Regions from separate parts of the Homo sapiens genome. Here all the other regions are linked to region 3. The links are chromatin loops, found by intact Hi-C in ENCODE. Cell type or tissue: PC-9. All regions are shown on one strand. Region 1 overlaps LINC02901 (long intergenic non-protein coding RNA 2901). Region 2 overlaps EZR (ezrin). Region 3 overlaps SYTL3 (synaptotagmin like 3).

Evidence for each region. Peaks named below come from ENCODE experiments on the same cell type or tissue, not always from the same donor. Only the 100,000 strongest peaks of a DNase experiment are listed, where the experiment ranks them.
Region 1: it touches region 3 in a loop (2.9-fold over the local background); 2 of 110 quality-filtered maps call a loop at or near these places.
Region 2: it touches region 3 in a loop (5-fold over the local background); 30 of 110 quality-filtered maps call a loop at or near these places.

What each region holds. Positions count from the first base shown.
Region 1 is chr6:158,907,171-158,915,170 of GRCh38, forward strand. It overlaps LINC02901 (long intergenic non-protein coding RNA 2901), which reads left to right. Exons shown (of 3, transcript NR_160980.1): 3 at 2,797-3,183. Among named protein-coding and RNA genes, the nearest start is that of LINC02901, 41 kb to the left of the region's middle. RefSeq lists enhancers at 2,839-3,632, 3,633-4,426. In PC-9, no CTCF peak of the experiment used is centred here; DNase peaks (open chromatin) are centred at 3,401 and 4,771; H3K4me3 peaks cover 1,599 bases; H3K27ac peaks cover 4,257 bases.
Region 2 is chr6:158,777,759-158,785,758 of GRCh38, forward strand. EZR (ezrin) reads right to left here. Exons shown (of 14, transcript NM_001111077.2): 5 at 7,551-7,825; 6 at 6,886-6,969; 7 at 5,762-5,908. Among named protein-coding and RNA genes, the nearest start is that of MIR3918, 17 kb to the left of the region's middle. RefSeq lists an enhancer at 6,436-7,635. In PC-9, no CTCF peak of the experiment used is centred here; DNase peaks (open chromatin) are centred at 3,823 and 7,003; H3K4me3 peaks cover 315 bases; H3K27ac peaks cover 7,829 bases.
Region 3 is chr6:158,700,674-158,708,673 of GRCh38, forward strand. It overlaps SYTL3 (synaptotagmin like 3), which reads left to right. Exons shown (of 18, transcript NM_001242394.2): 7 at 6,557-6,608; 8 at 7,649-7,718. Among named protein-coding and RNA genes, the nearest start is that of SYTL3, 55 kb to the left of the region's middle. RefSeq lists enhancers at 4,177-4,226, 7,074-7,705, 7,706-8,000. In PC-9, CTCF peaks have their summits at 3,711 (motif pointing right), 3,925 and 5,951 (motif pointing left); DNase peaks (open chromatin) are centred at 3,618, 4,008, 6,648 and 7,428; H3K4me3 peaks cover 2,442 bases; H3K27ac peaks cover 5,461 bases.

The DNA.
Region 1 (8,000 bases), 210 kb after region 3:
CTGTCTTCCTAATTAATGGCCTTTGTTATTGATTAACATCCCCTTTGTTGTCCTGCCTTGCTGATCGCAGATGACAAAACCCATCGCTATTATACCCTTTATTTTAAAAAATGCTAAATGTAGCCTTCCCACAAACACTGCCTATCATCAGTCAAATTGCTATAACTATGTACCAACCTTGTATGAAAAATGTTCTAATCTTGCTAAAAGCTACCCTGTCTCTCCCTGTATAAATGAAACCTTAACTTCCCTACTTTGAACTGCCAACTCCATTCCTTGGAGTTGGTTTCCTGGTGGACTATTCTCAAACTTTGCATTTGAATACACTCCTTTAAAATTAGATTCTGACCCTTTTGATTATTTCAGGTTGACAGTACCAACAATTGATGTGGCTATGAAGCAATTTACAGTAATGATAATATAAATTGGTAATCACTTGGTAGAATAAGTTGAAAATATCTAATAAAGTTGACAATACACATACGATAAGATGCAGTAATTCCCTTTTAGGTACGCACTGCAGACAAGCCCTTGCACATGGCAGGAGATATGTCAAAGAATATTTAATGTATCATTCTGATACAGGAGCTAAAAAGAAATTATTTAGGCAGATAGTGAGGCTAAAGGAGTCCTTGGCAAGGCTGCCTTTTAAACAAAAAGCAGCCCCCAAATCATTTCTTTTCTAACAAAGAGCAGCCTATAAAATCAAGCTGCAAACATAGATAAGCAAGCTGGAAGCTTGCATGGGTGAATGCTGGCAGCTGTGCCAACAGGAAAAGGCTACCTGGGGACCAGGTATATTCAATATGGAGACTCCATCTTCCCTTTTCTTTGTCACCACGTGTGCAGTAAAGAAGCAGGCAACATGGCACCGGCCAGGTGGAGACCCCACCTGCATAGTAAAAGATTAGGGTGGGGCGGCCAGCTTCTTTGCACGCTATGCAAATGGCACACCCAGTCCTAACCAGTTCTTCGTGCTGTATGCAAATGGCACAACTGGTTTGACCAATCTTTCGTGCCCTAGCTAAATCAGACACTGCCTCCTCAAGCTTATCTATAAAACCTCCTGCGCTTCACTGTGGACCTGAAGACCCGCTCAGGACCCCCTCTATCTGCCCGAGAGAGCATTTCTCTTTCTTTCGCCTATTAAACCACCACTGTTAACTTCACTCCTTGTGTGTCTGCATCCTTGATTTCCTTGGCGTGGGACAACGAAGCCTCGGGTATTACCCCAGATGAATGACACCACGTGAATTCTTTTATAGTAGGAAATTGGAAACAAAATGTCCATTATCAGGAGAATGAATAAATAAATTGTTGTCTATATAATGGAATGCTAAATAGCAATGAAAGTGAATGAGCTAGAGCTGTGGTTGTCAACATGGATAATTCACACAATGTTGAATGGTAAATGTGAACTTCAGAAGTACACATGTGGTATACTTGTACTGGTCCTAGACTGGTGCAAATGGGGCCCCTGTCATGGGTCCCACATCTCAGGAGCTAGGGCAGAGCTTGGACAGAGACCCAGATGACTAGCTTTCCTCTCCACCCTTTGCACAGCTCCTGAGGTTGACCAGATGCCCCTAGCAGCTCTGGGCTGCACCTTTGTGTCCAAGTCTTGGTTCCAGGAAGAACTCTGAGCAGATTGCTCCTGTTGGCTGGTGCAGTTGGCTGGTGTTCCTGTTGGCAGGTGGCATAGCACAAGATTGGGCTGCCAGAATGGTACTAATATGCTGGTTTGGGCAACTCAAATTGTTTATATAGACAGACGCCCCCACAAAAAATACTTGCTTATGATTCCACACACCTTTGGGCATATAAAGCTTAAAAATGTGCAGTATAGGCCAGGCATGGTGGCTCACACCTGTACTCCCAGCACTTTGGGAGGCCGAGGTGGGCAGATTGTGAGGTCAAGAGATCGAGACCAGGCCAGGTGTGGTGGCTCACCCCTGTAATCCCAGCCCTTTGGGAGGCCAAAACGGGCGGATCACAAGGTCAGGAGATCGAGACCATCCTGGCTAACACAGTGAAACCTGTCTCCACTAAAAAAATACAAAAATTAGCCAGGTGTGGTGGTGGGTGCCTGTAGTCCCAGCTACTCAGGAGGCTGAGGCAGGAGAAGGGCATGAACCCAGGAGGCGGAGCTTGCAGTGAGCCGAGATGGAGCCACTGTACTCCAGCCTGGGCAACAAAGCGAGACTCCATCTCAAAAAAAAAAAAAAAAAAAAAAAAAGTCCAGGCGCGGTGGCTCATGCCTGTAATCCCAGCACTTTGGGAGGCCGAGACAGGTGGATCACAAGGTCAGGAGTTCAAGACCAGCCTGGCTAAGATGGTGAAACCCCATCTCTACTAAAAATACAAAAATTAGCCAGGCATGGCGGCAGGCGCCTATAATCCAGCTACTCAGGAGGCAGAGACAGGAGAATTGCTTGAACCCGGGCAGCAGAGGTTTCAGTGAGCCGAGATTGCGCCACTGCACTCCAGCCTGGGTGACAGAGTGAGCCTCCCGAGTAGCTGGGACTACAGGCACCCGCCACCACACCGGGCTAATGTGTTTTTGTATTTTTAGTAGAGACGGGGTTTCACCGTGTTAGCCAGGATGGTCTCGATCTCCTGACCTCCTGATCCGCCCGCCTTGGCATCCCAAAGTGCTGGGATTCCAGGCGTGAGCCACCGCGCCCGGCCTATCATGTTTTATTTCTTAAGCTGGGTAGTGGGGGAGTAAAAGGTGCTGATTGTGTTATTTTTTATGCCTTTGTGTATTATTTGATTTTTTTTTCTTTTTTTTTTAAGAGGAAGAAGTGAAGATAAGAAACCACTCGAAGCCGGTGTCTGGTGCTGGGACCGTGGTGGCTGGGACGGCAGCAGTCGTGCTGTCCATCTGCTCTTCCGAGGGGTGGCACATCCTAGCCTCTATCTTTTCCCCAGAGAAGATCCCCCTCGTCTGCTCTTCCCCCGTCTCAGCCTTTTAGTGTGTGAACAGTTCTGGTGTTACTCAGCAACGCTTTTGTTAGCGCCTTTACCAGCAAGTACTTGTTAAACACTTAAATCTTACAAGTGGAAAGAAAATTCCGTGGTAAATTTAAGTACAAAAGTCAACCAAAATTCTGAGTCTCGGACAAGACTGGTTAAAAATCGTTCTACAATGAAACTAATAAATTAAATCATATAAAACTTTTATTGCTTTGCAAGGAAGCTTTAGTATTAAATGTAAGCATTTTCATCTGGTGATTCTTCCCAGTCTCCTGTGGTAATAATACCTGGACAGGGAAGAAATCTTTTGAGATAACTAAACTATACTGGGAAATGGGCCCCTTGCTAAGTTTCCTGTGGCAGTGACACCCCCTCTGTTGCAAATATTTTCTCCGATGCGTGGTTTCAGTTCCAAGCCAAACCCGTTCTACAGCGTGCTTTGTACCTTTCCAGAGACTGATCGGTATCAGCTTGCCAGGGCTTTAAACCCCATTCATTCTTTCATTACTTAAAAGCCTCTTTCTTTGGAAAACCTTTGAGTGAAGCATAAAATTAGCATCTAAAAAGACATAGCAGCAACTGAACCCAGGAACGTCAGGGAATATGTGACCACCAGCACCATTATTGACCTTCCTAAGTGCAGTTTGATGGGGGAAGGGGCTATGCAGGTGGAAAAAGGTGGCCGAGAGGTGGAGGTCCCCCGGCAGGGGCAGTCGCCTCTCTGGCCTGAGCCAGAAACTCCCAATTCTCATGGGTGGCTGATGAGAGAACCCCTCCCCTCCTTTGTATTTAATCCTTTCTCTAACTCACTTCTAAGCTGACATCAGAAAATCTTTGAAGAAAAGCACAGGGGAGGCCTATTTCAGTGACTTTCACTTCTCTAAATGTTTGTTCTTTTCAGTTAGTTGTAAAATATGTTTGAATAATATTTTCAATTCTCTTTCACCACTGTTCTACAAAATGTGAGCCTGTAGGCATTGTTTTTTTTAAATGAAAAAGAAAAGATTGATTTTAGGAATCACATTCAAAGTGTTTGATGAATCAGGGCTCAGCTTAGCATTCAAGAACATGGCTGGGAAGTTTCCACTTTGTTTTCGCCCTAGATTCGTCTTTAAATCTTTTGTCTCCTATATTTTTCCAGCTCTGTGGACTTCTTTGAAGAGAAGAGGGCTATGAGGATTGAAGAAAGAAAGGCTTTTATCCAGTAATTTGTAATGATCCCATTGGATGATTATGGAATATTTTTTGTATACGTAACCCCTCAGGGAAAATCTGAGCCTATCTCTACCCTTAAAAACTCTGGTAGCCTGATGGCGGGTGGCGGGGAGAGAAGAAATCCTGTTTCTCCTTTCCCTGATTTTGTCCCCAAACTACATCTTGCTTTGAAAGTAGAGGAGTTGGAAGGAGAGGAGTTAGTCTCTCATGGGGCCCCTGGAAGGCAGATAGCTGCCAATCTTTGTGTGCATTTTGTCAAGAATGGCTGCCTTCTAAAAACAAACCAACTCTCCTCGATGCCTCAGGTCAGGGATCTGGGAGAGACTGGATTGTATAAAAGATGTTTCCAAGGCAAAAAAGCATTGCTCTCTTGGGGCATTTACAGAGGATGTCATCAGTGGGCACTTGGAAGTTCTAGAAGTCATGTGGGGTGCTGGTGTCTGCAGTTCCTGGTGTGCTCAGGACATTCTGTGTCTGCATAGAGGGTTGCTGCCCTATGGCTGGCCAGCTCATACCTGCACAATTACTTCCAGCACCTTGGCAGGCAGGAAAGGGACTACAAATATACCAACAGGGTAGGCGTTTGCTCTGGGGAAGAGGCTGATTTGGGGTGAATAGTTCATACCACAGGAAGCCCGCTGTGTGTGGTGGGCAGGTGACATTTGGACTGGGCTCCTGGTGGCTTTTGGCTCTCTTCCAGTTTGGCCTAACAATGAAATTACACGTTGAAGGGGTTTGTTACTGTTGATCTTTATTCCACAGCCTGGCTTCTTGGTAAAGGCATCCATGTTGTCCGTGTCTACATTTCCTCATCTCCCATTAATTCCCCACCAGCCCACAGTTTGCTTTCAGCCTTCACAGCTCCTGGGAAATGTCTCCCCATCTGTTGCCATCCTGGGGCCCCTCCCGAGGCTTAGTCTCCTTCCTCTTCTGCCCAGAGCTCAGCCCCTTGGCTGCTTTGCCACCTCCCTCCTCTAAAGTCACCCACTTTGGGAGCTTCTCATTTTTCTGTCTCCTTTGCCCTTTCCTTATGTTTAGTTGTTCCCAGACTCCTGGGACTTAAGTTCAAACCCCAACTCTACCATTTATTACCACTGAGGCCTGGGCAGGTCATATAACTTGCTTCAACCTTAGATTCCTTCCCTGTGAAATGGGGATAATATAGTACATACCTCATGTGGGGGAAGATGCAAAGAGACAATACTTATAAAGTGATTTACATGGAGCTTCTTATGGGGAAAGTACTTACTAGATGCTAGTTAACATCACTGTTACTCCTTTCTCACTCTGCCCACTGTCCACCCACTACAGCCAGAGGCCTTAACAGCTTCCATTCTTTGAAAGGTTGCCCTCTAGCCTAGCCCTTCCTCCTCAGTCTACACCCCAGGATGCTGGGTATCTCCAGCACCATAAATATTGCAGAGCAGTGAGTAATACCTGTTGGGTTCACTGAACCCACTTCATAGGCCCCACTCCCTGTGCTCAGTGAGCAATAAGTCCTCTCGTAGATTCCACACTGTTAAATAGAAGAAATAATGCTGATCATGGCTGTGCACTTTGTTCACTATGCAAAGGTACTTGGGAGAGCACCGCTGGCTGGAGAGTATATGGTAGCTGGGGGACCCAGGAAGAAGGTCTTTCTCTATCTCAAGCCTTCTTTGAAATTCAGATATGTTGGAAGACTTCCTAGTGTCTTTCAGGGCTGCGAAGTTACCCAACAACCTTTAATTGTGTGCATTGCTTTTTTTTTTTTTTTTTTTTTTTTTGAGATGGAGTCTTGCTCTGTCATCCAGGCTGGAGTGCAGTGGCATGATTTTGGCTCACTGCCTCCGTCTCCTGGCTGGTCTCAAAATCCTGACCTCAGGTGGTCCACCTGCCTTGACCTCCCAAAGTGCTGGGATTACAGGTGTGGGCCACCACCCCCAGCCTGTGCATTGCTTTCTTTCTTTTTTTTTTTTTTTTTTTAAGACAAGGTCTTGCTCTGTCACCCAGGCTGGAGTACAATGGTGCAATCTTGGCTCACTGCAACCTCTGCCTCCCAGGCTCAAGCGATCCTCCTACCTCAGTCTCCCAAGTAGCTGGGACTACAGGCACACACCACCACCCCCAGCTAATTTTTGTATTTTTGTAGAGACAGAACTTCACCATGTTGCCCAGGCTGGTCTTGAACTCCTGAGTTCAAGCAATCTGCCTGCGTTGGCCTCCCAAAGTGTTGGGATTCCAGGTGTGAGCCACCACACCCAGATTCTAATATTTTTCTATAATGCGAGATACAACCTCCCACCCGTGATTGTCGTGATATAAATATAAACATATTTGGTATGGAACCCAGGCCTGAAACCTAGGCTCACCATTATTGTGTCACCTTGTACTGTGACTGCCACCCCTCGAGCTGGCCCCTGCCGCACAAGTCACATGACCTCTGTGCAGAGGGCAGAATCTGCTGGTTCCTCCTGAGTGTCAAACTCCTAGTCCCCTGTCTCCTTGGGGCCAGCTCCCTTCTTTTTGCTGTTGGGACTGACCGACCGCCCATCACAGCTTCCAGCGCTGCTGCTCAGAGCCCCTCCCCGTGCTCTAAGGAGCTGCCCCTCTCCTGGCATTCTCCTCTCTTCCCTTCAGTCTCCTTGAAGTGTGGAGAAAGAGGCAGGCATTTTACAGCCATTTACAGCCAGGCACAGTCCTTCTAGCCCGTTGGAGAGAGGCCTGTCTGTGAGGAGGGGAGGTCTGTGACAAAGATTCTCTCCTTGACCAAACTCTAGCCCAGCCTCCTCTGAGCTGTTTTTCAATGAGGCTCTCTCCTTAGACACATCCTTAAAATCCCAGTTTTAGCAAGAATCCTGCTAAGTCAGTTTAGCCTCGATAGTGGGTCACCCTCCGTATCTGATCAAATCCTCGCCCCCACCATAGCCTTGGCCTGCCTTCAGCAAGAGCCCTCTTAGTTGAGTATAGCCAGAATCCCCATGGCCTGATGTTTCATCTGAATCATTTTCCATCTGCTGAGCCTCCTGCCCTGCTCCATGGCTAACAACTCCCACTTTCCCCTATCTCTCTGTCCTGCTGCAAAATCCCATTGCGGTGGTCCCTGTCACTATCATGATAGTCCTGAGTAAAGTCCGTCCTTTAACAAGGGTGAGGGCCAGTTGTGGTGGCTCACGCCTGTAATCCTAGCACTTTGGGAGGCTTAGGCGGGCGGATCACCTGATGTCAGGAGTTTGAAACCAGCCTGGCCAACATGGTGAAACCCTGTCTCTACTAAAAATACAAAAATTAGCTGAGTGTGGTGGTGCACGCCTGTAATCCCAGCTACTAAGGAGGTTGAGGCAGGAGAATTGCTTGAACCTGGGAGGTGGAGGTTGCAGTGAGCCGAGATTGCGCCACTGCACTCCAGCCTGGGCGACAGAGGGAGACTCTACATCAAAAAAACAAACAAACAAACAAAAAAACCCCAAAAAACCAAAAACAAAAACAACACAAAAACAAGGGTGAGAATAATCTTTTCCTTAACATGTGGGTGGACCACTGCTGCAGGCCATGTGAGATGGGAAAGCTGGGGGCCCATATCCAGCTTTCCCTGCTTTCCCATTGGGGGGCTCCATGTGGATGTAACAACAGGAGAAGCTACAGGCACGTCATGATTTCCCTTGTTCTTTGGGAAATCTGAAAGAATGAATCCTTTCCTAATCCCAGAAAGGCAGCCAACCTTTGAGACCTTGAGGGTAGACTGCAAAGTTCACATCTCACAGGGGTCAGGTAGGTTATGTAAATTTGTAAAGTGTTCCCGGTGCTACGAAAGGGAGGAGTGGAGACTG
Region 2 (8,000 bases), 77 kb after region 3:
CTGACATGGCCCTTCTGGGGAATTAGCGCAGTCAGTCATGGTGTGCCTGCAGGAATGATGGCAGGACACTGGCCAGACCATGGTTCTAAATGTCAAAGCTTTTGTATACATCCTTTCTTTTACAGTGCTATGCTCTAGAATCACCAATCCCCATTAAAAAAAAACACACCTGGCATTCAAACAGACATGCAATGAGTTTGTTCTTTTATCTTCGAGATGTAATTTTCTTTACAGGTTTCAGAGCATTAAAGGGGAACTCCAGATACCACCTTGCCCTGCTACTGACTTCAGCCTATGTCCTCCTTACATTGAAAGGCTGTGAAAGTGGCACCAGGTAGGCATGTGTTGCTTCTGGAGCACTTTCTCCCAAAACACAAGAGCAGCCTGCTGGCACCAACAGAGAAGCTAGGATCCAAGCTCCGGAGGCTCCGCCCACAGCACATAGCACTGTGAGCCAGCGTGCCGCATCCTGAAACTTCAAGGGGCTGGGATCCCCTCTCCGGCTCCTGTCTCTACACAGGACTCTCAAAACAGGTTCTGACCTTAGAAAATTTAGGCCTCCGGCTCTCTGGTGTGCCTAGAAAGTTTTTCCTCTTAGGACTTTGAAACCTCATATAACAATTCATAGCCACTCATAAGCATAACTGCAGTATCAAAACAAAAAGGTTAAACATGAAAATTATGACTCACTTTTGAGTTAAAGAACTTTTAATTCTTGACCAAAGTTGGAAAATTAAAGCCCAAGGATTTCCTTTTTCCTAAGAGATCACATATAGGACATGAACAGGGTCTACAGAGAAGGTGGCCACAGGGTTTATAAGTGTCCTTGCTTAGGCCACACATTAAAAAAGCGTGATTCTCCAATAACAGGGACCAGACAGAGGCCTTTGGAGAAATGGCTGATTCCAGGACTAGAACAGGGAACACAAAGGATGAACCTGGTGCATCTCGAGGAGCCAGGCAGCAAGGAAGCCTGCAAAGAATGCAGGGCTCACACTTCAAGGTGCTCCTAAAGGCCAAATCTCAAACAACCTGAGCAAGAAGATACATACTCATAGATCATAACCCAAAGACCGAAACACATATCCATGAGTCCATATTAATATAACTGAATAAATGGAGAACAGAAATTGGCTCCTTATAGAATTCCAATTAATACACGTAAAAAGTTTTTAAAAATCACAATTTCTCAAATACCACAGTAATCTCATCAATGGTAGCTAGAACTAGGACATCTACATAGTTTAAAATTATCTCCCCCAAATATACTGACCAATTGTAAAGGGAAGGATAGTGATTTTACAGTGGAGAAACGTGGCAGACACCACCTTAACTAATAATCAAAATTAGCACCACCTAAGATAAGATATACCGACCACATGTGCCACCTTGAAAGAGGTCCTGGAAGGGCAAAACAGCACTTTATTCTTACCAAAAATGTAAAACTCCAAATAATGAGAAAACACCAGACAATCCAAGCTGAAGGGCTTTCCAAAGTCAATGGCCAGTACTCTTCAAAAATACCAAGGTCATGACAAAAAAAGACTGGAACTATCCCACATCGAAGGAGACAGGGAGGTCTGACAACTAACTGTGTGGCTCCAGAGAGGGTCCCGGGGCAGAAATAGGACATCAGTGAGACAACTGATTAAAATGGGAATGAGGTCTAGAGACTGCTAATGTTAATTTTCTTATCTTGGTATTTGGACTACGGTTACATAAGGTGTTAATGTTTGAGGAAGCTAAGTGAAGGGTATATGGGAATTATTTGTACTATTTTTAGAATCTTTTTAAAGTTTGAAATAATATATATATTTTAAATTGAGATGGGGTCTTACTCTGTCACCCAGGCTAGAGTGCAGTGGCACAATCTTGGCTCACTGCAGCCTCCGCCTCCCGGGCTCAAGTGATCCTCCCACCTCAGCCTCCCAAGTAGCTAGGACCACAGGCATGCACCACCACGCCCAGCTAATTTTTTGTACTTTTGGTGGAGACGGGGTTTTGCCATGTTGGCAAAGACCAGCCCAGGCTGGTCTTGAACTCCTGAGCTCAAGGGATCTACCTGTTTTAGCCTCCCAAAGTGCTGGGATTACAGGTATGAGCCACCATGCCCAGCCTGAAATGACTTTAAAATGCAAGAATGGGCCAGGCATGGTGGCTTACACCTGTATCCCAGCACTTTGGGAAGCCAAGGTGGGCAGATCATTTGAGGTCAGGAGTTTGAGACCAGCCTGGCCAACACAGTGAAACCCCATCTCTACTAAAAATACAAAAATTAGCCAGGAGTGGTGGCATGTGCCTGTAATCCTGGCTACTCGGGAGGCTGAGGCAGGAGAACCGCTTGAACCCAGGAGGCAGAGGTTACAGTGAGCTGAGAATGTGCCATTGCACTCCACCCTGGGTGACACAGTGAGATTCCATATCAAAAAAAAAAAAAAAACCAAGAATGATTAAAAAATGTAAATCCAAAATATGTAGCTGAGTGTGATAATGTTCTACATGTCTTAAGATTTTGCATTTTTCAGGCATATTTGTCAGAACTCAACAAATGAACACTTAAGATTACATTTCATTGTATTTAAATTTTACATCAAAAGAACAAAACATAACCAACCTCTAGTATATCATATGCACTTTCATTTTGAGGAAGGATATGGATGCCTGCAGTTTTCTTGGAAATGTGTTAGAGGGCCAGAGGGTGACAGTGGAGTGCATACGGAAAGAGACGTGAGAAAGCAAGCGAAGCCCTGAGTACCTATCCGCAAGGAATTTAAAGAAGAGACATGTTCTGTGGCTCCTGTTTCAGTCCCCAAGCTCCCCGTGCACCCTTTCCCTTTAAGGTGGAAGCCCTGGACCTAGTGCATTTCCAGAAACTCCTACCTACAGAAGGACTTCTATGATGAAATCTGCCCAAAGAGGGATGAAGCTAAGGGAGAAAAAGTGCTTTTACAGGACTAAAGATCAGGTTCCTCTAGTTTTTGTTAGTTTTTGTTTTTGGTCCGAGTGTCAGGTTTCAAATTGTAACCCAGCTAAACTGAACTTCCTCTGTTCACAAGCTTACAATGCCTGTCAGGAGGGCGCTTACCTGTTTTTGCCCTCTTTATACTCCCACCTATTCCAAGCTAAGGGTTTAAAGAAAGATGACAAATAGTCCTACATGCTCCCACTTAATGCTTATGTGTACAATGAAAAGGGAACCCCAAGAGACAGATTTCCCAGCCAGACCCTATTTAATACTAAAACAGGTGTTTTAATAGAGACTTTACTTGCAGAGTATAAATCTCTTAGAGCTCAATTTCCATATTCAATAGATCAGCTTTCTCACCTGAACAATGTTTCAGGCATATCTAATTCTCCTAGTTCTACCGAGAGAGGTAACAGCGCAACAGCTGGCGAGTTCTCAGCACTCCTCAGACTTCAGGACAGTCTCCTGCTTATGCTGCTACCAAGTTGTCAATATTTGTTCAAAAGGGAAAGAATTTGGGCCTATTAAATGACTGAATATCTACATAAATGCTTTTTTCATGAAGAGAGGGGTGTGCCTTCAGGAATGGGGAGAAGAGAGGCAGAAAGTGAGCCTGCCCAACACCCCAGCATGCTCTGTGGGGAAAGAACCATCTGAGAGAGTTGCCACGTTCATCGCTCAATGGTGGGGGAGGGGGAGCAGAGCGCAAAAACAGCACTAAATAGGGCACACAGCTCACGTTTTTACTTGGAAGAAATGGACACTTACGTGGGCTGGGGCAGTTACAAGCTGACATCAGCAAGTTCCTGCCCATGGCTGTTTTCCTGCAGGTTGAAAAACCTGTTTGGACAGCCCTGGCCTGGCCACGTTACAAAATCTGGTCATTGAAGAGATTTCCAAGGCAGAGGCAGTTTCCCACATACGTTCCCACGAGGACTTTGTGCACTGCTCCTTGGCATGGCTGTCTTAATAGCCACGGCTTCAGCTCTAGGGTCTCCCGGAAAGATGGTGTCCTGGTTCCAAGTACCCACTTTCCCCACTTCTTTAAAATTTTTTTTGAGACACGGTCTCGCTCTGTCACCCAGGCTAGAGTGCAGTGGCGCAATCTTGGCTTACTACAACCTCTGCCTCCCAGGCTCAAGTGATCCTCCCACCTCAGCCACCTGACTGAGACCACAGGCGTGCACCACCATAGCCAGCTAATTTTTTAAATTTTGGTAGAGACGGGGTTTCGCCATGTTCCCCAGGCTGGGCAAGACTCCTGAGCTCAAGGGATTCGCCTGCCTCGGCCTCCCAGAGTGCTGGGATTCCAGGTGTGAGCCGCTGTGCCTGGCTTTTCCGTGCTTCTTTACCAATGCTGCATCCAGCACACTTGGAGTAGGAGCGAACCGAGAGTCCTCAATATCTCATTTCCAGGTTCTCTGAGGAGCTCCTGTGACAGCGCCTGCCTCCCTCCCTGTGCAGTATCACCACGTGGGCCCCGGAGGTGAGAGGAGGTTGGGCACAGCTGGCACAGGTCCCTGACTTGCCCAAGTGAAATAGATCTGTGCCCTGGGGTCTGGCAGGAATCCGCGTGGTTGCAAATGGAGATGGACTCATGCAGGTCATTTGTGGAAAGCAGCACCACTCCCTTTGAGAACTCCAGAGAGGGTTTTGGGGGAACCTGAGATGTGGGGATGCTGAGAACAAAAATATCTGAGAACAGATGAGATGGGTGAGCCTCAAGTGGGAAATGGGGAGAGCTGTCATTTCAAGGAACAGCATGAGGCTGGGAAGGAAACCGGTACATCCAGGAACTCTGGGCCACTCTGCTCTTTACGTGGAAAGCAGGAACCCAGGCCAAAAGGCAGGGCTTGGCAAAAAGACCCCAGGAGCATTCTTGCCCTGGCACCTTCTCTGCCAGGCCCCTGAACCTGGTGGCCATCAGATGATTTGTTTCGGGGAGCCCTGCAGAGCAATCAGGCTGACTGTGGACAATCAGGGCAGAGACGGTAGTCAGGAGGCAGTCAGGAGCCTCTCCCTTCTCTTTCCAGAGGTAGTTTCCTTCTGCCTCTTAAATTCAGGTAGCTTCTGATCAGATCAATCCAGAATCTAGGATTATGCTGATGTCGCAGACTCACCATGGGAAACTTGCCCTCATGAACTAGGATGACTTTCCCTGTTTATCCTCAGCAGAAAGAAGGCAAATGCCCTGTATGTGAAAGCGGAACTGCCTGTCCCTGTGGAGAGGCCTGGCTCTGCTGCTCTACCCAGCTTGCTTACAGGCCCTCACTCAACAAACAACGTAACTAATGCGAGGCAATTAAGATATCTCCTGCAGACTCCCAGCATTTAGCTCAAGTGTCTACACGTACAGGCTATTGTTTACAGCTTTTCAAGTCTCTCATCACACCATCAATATTCTTGGTTGGATTAGCACAAACCTCGAGCCAGGAGTCGAGCACTGGCTGGGCTGCCTGCGAAGTAGCTATGGATGGATGTGCTGGTACCTGCAGGCAGCTGGGGTGGAATCTCAGAGGCAGCGGGGAGGAGAGGCAGCCTCTGCTCTATTCTGCCTTCCTCTACCAGGACTGAGCCCACTATCGGCCCCGCCCACCATGAGAGAGGATAACCCACACCTCTGGACCACCCTTTGAGAGGGCCACAGCAGTCCAAAAGCCCTTTAAAAAGTTTCCTACTTTGGGATAGTAAGTTGCTAAATAAATACTTCAAAAATAACCCACAAATTTGCCATTTTGCCATTGTTTCCAGGCCCACCACCCTACCTACTGAAGATAACTGTGAACTTCAACTCACTTATCATCTTTCTCATAAATATTCAGTCCAAGGGCATCAACTCCAAGCCAAAGGTCTGTTCCTTTCTTGTTTTTTATCTCGAAATAGTTGATTCCATACATTTCCAGGTCCTGAGCAATCTTCAGGTATTCCAACATAGCATTATCTCTAATTGGGGAGAGTGAAACAGGCAGAGTCACTGGTAGCACTCAATATCTAGAACAGTAAAACCTTTCCAGTATTTTTAAATTAAGGCGCCTTGTGTAGGATGGGCTCAATGCTGTGTGCTGCGTGCAGGCAGGCAGGGGCCGGGCAGCCGACCGGTGAGGAGGGGACCCATACAGCCCAGAAGCTATGCCTGGGGTGGGGTCCGTGCTGCCCTGGAGCCTCACCACCAAACCCCACACTTTGAAGAAGAACTGATTCACACTGGTTTCTCTAACAGGTTTTTAAGTTTTATCACTCAGCACAATCCTCCTTTTTCTCTTGCCCACACATGTCTTCCCACAACCCTCCTCATAGGCTTTGAGTTGTTTTCCTTCCATAAAGGATGTTTGGGCCAGACAGGAAACCCTGAAGCACAAAATCTGAGGCTCAAACCTCAAACAAACTTCAGAGGCTGAAATAATGCAGACTCGCAAGACTAGGCCAGAGACAAGGCTCTAGGACGAGAACACCCAGAATCAGGTGGCTCGGCCATGTCTTACATTAACAGCCCCACGTCCAGGTTCTCTGACATCAGCATTTCTCACTTGGGATCCTTTTTCATTTATATACACTTTGTAAGACAAGTACCTTCATATAATGAGCAAACCAGCATCTCTTTGACAGAATAATGCTGATTGCAGGTGAACAATGCCCCTCTGACTAAGATGAAGTTTAGACACAACACTTTCTACAAAGGGAGGGTGTAAGCTTTTAGAACCTGAAGGCTTGAGCTAAACTGCTTCTTTCCCCAGGCAAGACACCTGGCTTTGTTTAAAAAAAACCTCTTCCCTAAGAAAACCCCACTTTTAACTCGGTTCCCTCAAGGTCTTCACAAGGCCTGACACAGAGCCCTTTAAAGCACTAACTAGAGTCACAGGAAAAGACATGCTGGAGCGCACGGAGATGGCAAGATCCCAACAGCAGGGCACAGCACTCACTTGAGCATCCCACGGTGTTCCGCATGCCACACCTGGATCCGGTCCTCCCACTGGTCCCTGGTAAGTTTGTGCTGGTCCATCACTCTGGAATGCAAAAGGAAACAGCACTGTCATCCTTAAGGAATGTGACAGGCAAGGAAGGAGGCCCACTTACCACCCACATTCAAACCCTTACTTTCCATTCAAATCAATCAATCCCAAAGAGCTTTGGTTTCTATTTCCTGATGTGCAGCATTTCTATTTATGACAGTTAATCTGGAAGACTTAGCATTTTGAACAAGAACTCAGTTCTGCTGGAAAAACTAAGAGGTATTTTAAGTGGCCTCTTCTTCCAAATGGGGTAATTTTTGTGACCATTACTAAATAAAAACAGATTTCACAGGGGCAACCTATCATACCCCAGGAGGAGCTGAGCAGTCAGGTCGAGAAGTTTGCTATGCCATGTCCCACAGGACACGGCCACGCTTTAGTTTCCATGAGGAATGGCAGCTCGCCTTCCCTGGCTATGTTTCAGGTCGCTGGTCAGTGACTTAATGACTAGCATGAAGGAGCACTTGACACTGGCGAAGTCCTTGTGTTTTTAAACTGTGCTTCTAAGGCAATCACTTCTCCCTGCCGAGGACGGCATGACTGCTCCTGCCCAGGCCGGGTCATCCTGTGCTCACCTTTGAGGGATCAGCCGCTCAGAGCTGAGGTACCCAGACTTGTGCACTTCTTTGTTGTAGTCCCCAAACTTGGCCTGCACAGCGTAGGACCCCAAGAGCACGGCAGTCTCAGGGGGGCAGTAGATCTCATCGCTAAGGATTCCTTCCTTCACTTGGAGGAAGAAAAGTTTCTGGGTGATGTCCTGGATGAGCTCCTCAGCCACATCTTCAGGGTAGAACTTGGCCCGGAACTTGAACTGGAGGGGATTCTCCTTCCTGACCTCCTGGGCAGACACCTGCACGAAACAAGCCACACTCTCCACACAAATCCGGAAGACGAAGGCCCACTGTCCCCAACACAGGCTTCTAACCAAGACTCAATGGGGCCCTCAAGCCAGTTTTCAGGAGATATTTATTCTTAAAGTCATCTTTTTAGCACTCCAGACAAAAAAAGGTTAGTCAAAAGTGCTA
Region 3 (8,000 bases):
TGGAGCGATCTTGGCTCACTGCAAGGTCCGCCTCCTGGGTTCATGCCATTCTCCTGCCTCAGCCTCCTGAGTAGCTGGGACTACAGGTGCCCGCCACCACGGCCGGCTAATTTTTTGTACTTTTAGTAGAGACGGGGTTTCACTGTGTTAGCCAGGATGGTCTCGATCTCCTGACCTCATGATCTGCCCTCCTTGGCCTCCCAAGGTGCTGGGATTACAGGCATGAGCCACCGCACCTGGCCTGTTGTATTTATAAGCACCACCTCTTATATGGCAAGCCCTCTTCTGGGTACCAGGGACAGCGAGATGCAGAAGATGAGGCCATGTCCTCAAAAAGGGGAGAGACAGATGCATATTGATTACAGTGGAGTCAGAGGAGTTTTAGTGCAGGCGTGCACAGTAACCACAATGGGGCCAGCCTGGTGAGGACAGTCATGGAATCCCTGTGAATGAACTCTTAGAAGGGTCATGGAGGAGGTGAGCTGGGGTGTAGATGAAGGAGGTGAGCTGGGGTGTAGATGAAGGAGTGTGAGCTGGGGTGTAGATGAAGGAGTGTGAGCTGGGGTGTAGATGAAGGAGTGTGAGCTGGGGTGTAGATGAAGGAGTGTGAGCTGGGGTGTAGATGAAGGAGTGTGAGCTGGGGTGTAGATGAAGGAGTGTGAGCTGGGGTGTAGATGAAGGAGTGTGAGCTGGGGTGTAGATGAAGGAGTGTGAGCTGGGGTGTAGATGAAGGGCTGTCTGGGGGAGGAGCCGTGGGAAGAGGGTCATGGAGGAGTGTGAGCTGGGGTGTACATGAAGGACTGTCTGGGGGGAGGAGCCATGGGGAGAGGGTCATGGAGGAGTGTGAGCTGGGGTGTAGATGAAGAGCTGTTCTGGGGGGGAGGAGGCGTGGGGAGAGGCACAAGGCCTGGAGTGGGCACAGGCAGCTGGGAGGCTCTGTTTGACTGGGGCTGAGCGAAGGAGATGGGGGTGGCAGAAAGGGACAGTGGAGAGGCAGGTAGTCACTCAAGCACCCGCGGCCTCTGGATTTGCCTCCTGGGGCTGCAGTAACAGAGTGCCACAACCTGGGGATCCTCCAACAACAGAAATGTATCATCTCCCAGTTCTGGAGGCTGGTAGGCCGAAATTGAGGTGTCAGTGGGGCCATGCTTCCTCTGCTGGTGCTAGGGTAGAACGCTGCCTCCCTCTTCCTGCTTCTAGTGGGTCTCAGCAATTACCCCAGTCTCTGCCCTGATGGTCACGGGGCTGTCTCCACATTGTCTCCCCTCTGTGCCCATCTGCCTGTGTGTCTAGATTCCCCCTTCCCTTCTTGTTTTTGAGACAGGGTTTTACTCTGTCACTCAGGCTGGAGTGCAGTGCTGCGATTATAGCTCACTGTAGCCTGTCAGTCCTGGGCTCAAGCTATCCTCCCACCTCAGCCTCCTGAGTAGCTGGATGGGAGGATCACTGCAGGCACATGCCACCATGCCCAGCTCATTTAAAATTTTTTTTGTAGAAAAAAAATTAGCTGGGTCTGGTAACTCACGCCTGTAATCCCAGCTACTTGGGAGGCTGAGGCAGGAGAATCACTTGAACCCGGGAGGCGGAGGTTGCAGTGAACCAAGATCGCGCTATTGTACTCCAGCCTGGGCAACAAGAGTGAGACTCTGTCTCAAAAAAAAAAAAAAAAAAAATTTTTTTTTTTTTATAGGACATAGTCTCACTAAGTTACCCAGGCTGGTCTCAAACTCCTGGCCTCAAGTGGTCTCTTCTGCCTCCTGGAGGAGGCTGATGTGGGAGGATCGCTTGAGCCCTGGAGTGAGAGGCTACAGTGAGCTATGATCACAGCACTGCACTCCAGCCTGAGTGACAGAGTAAAACCCCGTCTCAAAAACAAGAGGGGGGGAAAAGAAGTTACTCAGCTTTCTGGGACATGGTTGTTGGTTTCCAGGTGGTCGTTTCCCCCCGGCTTTGTATTAGGAAAATGTTCGAATAGAAGCAGAGCGGTGACCCCGTGTCTGTACAGCCCTCGACTATCCCCGTTTTGGTCTTGTCCCCACCCGCTCCCCACCCTAAGTTATATTTGTACACTTTTTCTGACTTCCTGCAGGCTTTTTAGGCAAGTTGTGGTACAAAATCCGTTTTGTCACTTGTAGACGTTGTGACTTTGGGCCCATGACACCTTATCCCTGAGCCTCGCTTTTCATTTATAAAATTGGGGGCCTGGCACAGTGGCTCACGCCTGTAATCCCAGCACCTTGGGAGGCCGAGGCGGACGAATCACAAGGTCAGGAGATCGAGACCATCCTGGCTAATACGGTGAAACCCCATCTCTACTAAAAATACAAAAAATTAGCCAGGTGTGGTGGCGGGCGCCTGTAGTTCCAGCTACTTGGGAGGCTGAGGCAGGAGAATCACTCGAACCTGGGAGGCGGAGGTTGCAGTGAGCCAAGATCGTGCCACTGTACTCCAGCCTGGGCGACAGAGCAAGACTCTGTCTTAAAAAAAAAAAAAAAAAAAAAAAAATTGGGATGACACCTGGCAACCACCCGAGCAGCAAATGTGTGCAAAATGCTCCGCGCCGTGCCTGGCAGACACGGCTGCCAACCAGCCATGTGCCTGAGACAAGCCCTGGCAGCCTCAGACCTGGGCCCTGGCCTGCAGCTGTTCCTGTCCCTGGCAAAGACGGGTATCCCTGCTAAAGTCACTCGCCAGCCAGACCGGGCAGGGTGGTGGGGGCCCTTGGTCCAAAACACCTGCCTCTCGAGGGATGCCTGTCTGTGAGCATCTCACAGCTCCTTGCGCGAATACTGACATGTTAACAAGAGGTCAAAATTCAGGGCTCTTTAAGGAAGCTTCTAGGAAGAAACAACTGAGGAATCAAAGAGAAGAAGTGAAATGACAGTCAACAGTGGGCTGGTAAAAGCCACACAGGGCAGTGCTGCTCCAACTTCCTTGAGTTCTCAAATCTGCCCGGATCTTGCTCCAATGGGATTGGGGCTCTGCAGGCTGGAGGCTGCCTGGGGCTCTGTGTCTCTAGCAACCCCTGCCCTGCTGAGAGCAACAGCCCACAACTGGGGCAGTGAGGCAGGGGGCAGAGTGGGACCTGCGGGTCCCCCTGCATGCTTTCATATGTCCTGTGAACTAAGAGTGGGTTTTATATTATTATCATTATTATTATTATTATTATTATTATTATTATTTTGAGATGGAGTCTCATTCTATCTCCCAGGCTGGAGTGCAGTGGTGTAATCTGGGCTCACTGCAACCTTTGCCTCTTGAGTTCAGCCTCCCGAGTAGCTGCGATTACAAGCGTGTGACCTCATGCCCGGCTAGGCTAATCTTTGTATTTTTAGTAGAGACGAGGTTTCATCATGTTGGCCAGGCTAGTCTCGAACTTCTGGCCTCAAGTGATCCGCCTGCCTCAGCCTCCCAAAGTGCTGGGATTACAGATGTGAGCCACCACACCTGGCCGGGTTTTACATTTTTAAATGGTTAAAAAAAAAAACAAAAGAATAATCTTTGTGACACATTCAAATTTCAGTGCCCATGAAGTTTCGTGGGAACGGGCACGCCTGCCCTTTATTACTGTCTGTGGCTGCTGTCATAGGGCGGAATTGAGCAGCTGTGACGGGCCCCTCCCTGGGGCCAGCACAGTGCAACGTTCCCTCTCCAGCCTTGACCCAGGCCCCGCCTGTGCCCCGCGTCGCTGCAGCCGGCAGGGGGCAGCAGAAAGCCACGCGCACGCCCGGTCCGTGCAGGAGCCGCAGCGGGGACGCGGGGGATTTGCGACCCGGGCCGAAGCGGAGGTTTCCTAGCTGGGGTCTGAGATGTGGACCTGAGGCAGAACTGCCCGTGGGGGATAGCAGGAGGAGACGAGGTGGGGGTGACAGTAATCGTGCAGGCAGGGCCGGCCTCACCGGGTAGGCAGGGCAATAAGGGACAATTGGTTTGCTGGAGTGAAAGGGCAAGGCCTGCAGGCGGAGGGGTGACCCCGCAGGGTGGGGCACCCCGGAAGCCACGTGGGCCTGGACTTCAGACCACGCCATAGGGAGTCACTGAAGGGTTCCAGGTGGTAGTGTGATAGCCTCAGATTCTCTAAGAGGGATGTGGCTTTTTGGTGACTGTGCCTCAGGATACTGTTGCCACAACCAGGGACAGAGTGACAGTGAGGGCTGTAAGGCCACATAGGGCAGGAGGGACCCAGGGCAGGGTGACAGTGAGGGCTGTAAGGCCACATAGGGCAGGAGGGACCCAGGGCAGGGTGACAGTGAGGGCTGTAAGGCCACATAGGGCAGGAGGGACCCAGGGCAGGGTGACAGTGAGGGCTGTAAGGCCACATAGGGCAGGAGGGACCCGGGGCAGGGTGACAGTGAGGGCTGTAAGGCCACATAGGGCAGGAGGGACCCGGGGCAGGGTGACAGTGAGGGCTATAAGGCCACATAGGGCAGGAGGGACCTGGGGACAGGGTGACAGTGAGGGCTGTAAGGCCACATAGGGCAGGAGGGACCCAGGGCAGGGTGACAGTGAGGGCTGTAAGGCCACATAGGGCAGGAGGGACCTGGGGACAGGGTGACAGTGAGGGCTGTAAGGCCACATAGGGCAGGAGGGACCTGGGGACAGGGTGACAGTGAGGGCTGTAAGGCCACATAGGGCAGGAGGGACCTGGGGACAGGGTGACAGTGAGGGCTGTAAGGCCACATAGGGCAGGAGGGACCCGGGGCAGGGTGACAGTGAGGGCTGTAAGGCCACGTAGGACAGGAGGAACCCGGGGCAGGGTAACACTGAGGGCCGTAAGGTCACATAGGGCAGGAGGGACCTGGGGACAGGGTGACAGGGCTATAAGGCCACGTAGGACAGGAAGAACCCGGGGCAGGGTAACACTGAGGGCTGTAAGGTCACATAGAGCAGCGGGGGGGGACCTGGGGGCAGGGTAACAGTGAGATCTGGAAAGTCACATAGAGCAGGAGGGACTCGGGGCAGGGTGACAGTGAGGGCTGTAAGGTCACATAGACCTGGGGACAGGGTGACAGTGAGGGCTGTAAGGTCACATAGACCTGGGGACAGGGTGATAGGTGAGGGCTGTAAGGCCACGTAGGGCATGGGGGACCCAGGAACAGGGTGACAGTGATGGCTGTAAGGCCACATAGGGCAGGGGGATCCAGAGACAGGAGCACCCTGTGGTATATTGCCGCCCGCAGACTGCTGTGCACCAGCTGTCTCCCAGGTCTGTGCTCGCCCCAGGATGGGCAGGATGAGCAGCGTGGCTGTTTTTCTCTTGCTTCCATGGCCAGCACACTGCAGTCAGGCTGTTTTTTGCTTGGACCTGGATGTTTTCTCTCAGGGGGCTCCTGCAGGTGCTAGCTTTGGTCCCTGACCAGCTGGTCCTACTAGTTGAGTGCCCGGGCTTCAGGCAAGACTGTGTTGTACCTTTTCATTCTGTCTTAGGGAAGTATTTCTTAATGGGGAGGGGAAGGGTCACAGGTGCCTTATAGAATCCTGTGAAAGCCAGATGTCCCCCAGATGAACCCCAGAAAATGCACACAGGCAGGTGGACTCGGAACTTTAGCCATGATTTCAAAGACTCCTGCACTCGCTATGGCCAGCCTGGCTAAGGACCCTGATCTAGGGGCTGCCTTCTTCCTTTGAGGCTTGGGGCTTGGTGTTGAGAGCTTAACATCACATGCTATTTGCCCTCCCAAAGGCCAGCCCATCTGATTTTCTTACTGTCCGTGTCCTTCAGTGGGTCTTATGGAAGTGATGTTTCCATATGTAAATGGTTTTTTTGGAATGGCTGAAATCCCCCAAGCTTCGGCACAGGAGCTAGACTGCCTCCCAGGGTGGCAGGCCCGGTGTTCTGGTCTGTGTATTGGGCAGAGTGGAGCCCTCTGGGAACCTCCCTTAGCAGGAGAATGCTGCTTCCTTCCCAGCCCCCTGCTGGACGAGGACTGGTCTCTTCCTATGCATTTGGCCAGGGAACACTGTGTTCACAGAACTGGGAACATGCTGAGTTTTATTTCTGGCGTCTTAACACATCATAAAAACCTCTTTTCTTGAAACAAAAAGAGTACTATATCAGATGCAGTCTTATTTAGGAAATTATTAGCCTCTGTAACTAGAAATAAGTAGATTACAGTTTTTAAAAGATTAATTTAATCTTCATCACAAGGCAAGCTTACAGGAATAGATTCATTCCATTATGAAATGTTTCCAAAGGACGAATGGAAGATTTAGAAAATCTAATCCAATATCAACTTTTAATAAAAGTAGTCATTCCCAACAATTATGGTTTCATAATGTGTGTGTATGTTTAAATGACTTTAGGAGAGTACAATTTCCATAACATAAAATGTGTCTTTTCAGTCTACAATGCAATGATTTTGAGTAAATTTACAAAGTTGTACAACCATCTCTACACTCTAATTTTGGAACATTTCTATCACCTCAAAATGATCTCTTACTTTTTAATCACAAGAAATGATACTAGAGAAAATAATTTTAATCTACTATTTCCTGTATTTACATTAGCTAAGTGCTATTCTTAATAATAAACGCCCTCTATGGATATCTCTCGCAGGCAAACATGAGACAGTTGGAGGGCAGCTCTTGCAATCTTATCAGAAGCTGAGGTGAGTGTTACAAAGGACAGACCGTCCCTGGCCCTCCGGGGCAGGAGCGCAGAGGACACTCTGCAAGAACTTATAGGTCTCTTGACTTTCACATGTCACTGCTTTGGAATGTGACTCTTTTTTTTTTTTTTCTTTTAAAGATAAAGTTCCTGAAAAAGATTAAAGCAGAGATGTTTCCAGATTCTCATGAGAAACCTTCTAGTTAGCATAGTATTTTCTCACTAGACATTCAGCTCTACTTCTTAAATTCTCCTGAAGTGTTATAAGGAAACTAAATATTATGTTTAATTGCGCTTAAGTGAAATTCTAAAGCAAGCATGTGCTTTGATTAATCATGCCTATCTCTAACACCCTACCCAGCGCCTGGCGCGTTAGAGATACTGGTGAAATAAACATTGATAGAATTGAATAATGGCCTGAGAGATGTGAACTTCTTTGCACAAAATTCTAAAAACTGAGCAGTCATGAAGCTGGCCATAATTCACACACCTGATTACACTCAATTTATTAAAGTGTTTCTGAAAGCTCCCCACCAGCTGCTATTTTGTTTGGCCCATGGTGAAATTTTCCAATATCGAGACTTTTTCATTTTTTTCCTCCCCTGTTCTTTCCCATTTCTTTTAGCACAAGCTTCCAGTTTGCTTCGTGGTTGATTCTCACATCCACAACATTTTTGGCGCTTCTGCTGGTGTGGTTTGTGCTAAGAGAACACGGGAGCGCAGATGGGAACCAGGGGTTTCCCCGCAGCCAGGTGGCAGGTCCAGGCCGGAGCACCCAGGCTGTTTCAGAACACATGACTGAGTGGGGCGGAGTACCCAGACTTTAGGCAGCATCGCCCTCATATAGATACCAGGAAATCATGCCCCTCGTAGAGCAGCAGGTCCAAGCAGGGCTGCTGGCTATTTTTCCAAAAAGTGAGGCAGTTTAAAAAAAAGGCGGAGAACTAGAATTATAGAATAATGGCACATTTTGTGTATTTGTAAAACTAACGGCTTGCATGGTTCACAACCCATTTCTTATGCCTGTGTTTTCCTTGGCAGCAAAATTTCTGTGGTTCCTCCTACTCCACCTCCTGTCAGCGAGAGCCAGTGCAGCCGCAGTCCTGGCAGGGTAACGTATCCATTCTGGGCACTTCTCTAGTAGGGGTCAGGGGATAGAAGGAGAGGAAGCAGGGGAGCTTTCGAGGCTGAGGCCGGGCACGGAACCTCCCAGCAAAGGGATCTGACTGTGCCTGGAGCGGGTCACAAAGCGGGGTGGGGAGCGAGGGCCCTCAGGCTGGGCAGAGCTTCTCTCCTCATTCTGGTCGCGGGACCCTCTGTGTCATCAGCGACCCTTTCTGCCTGCACCCGAGGTCTCTTTACTCTTGGCATGGCATCGGCCCCCTTCCCCAAC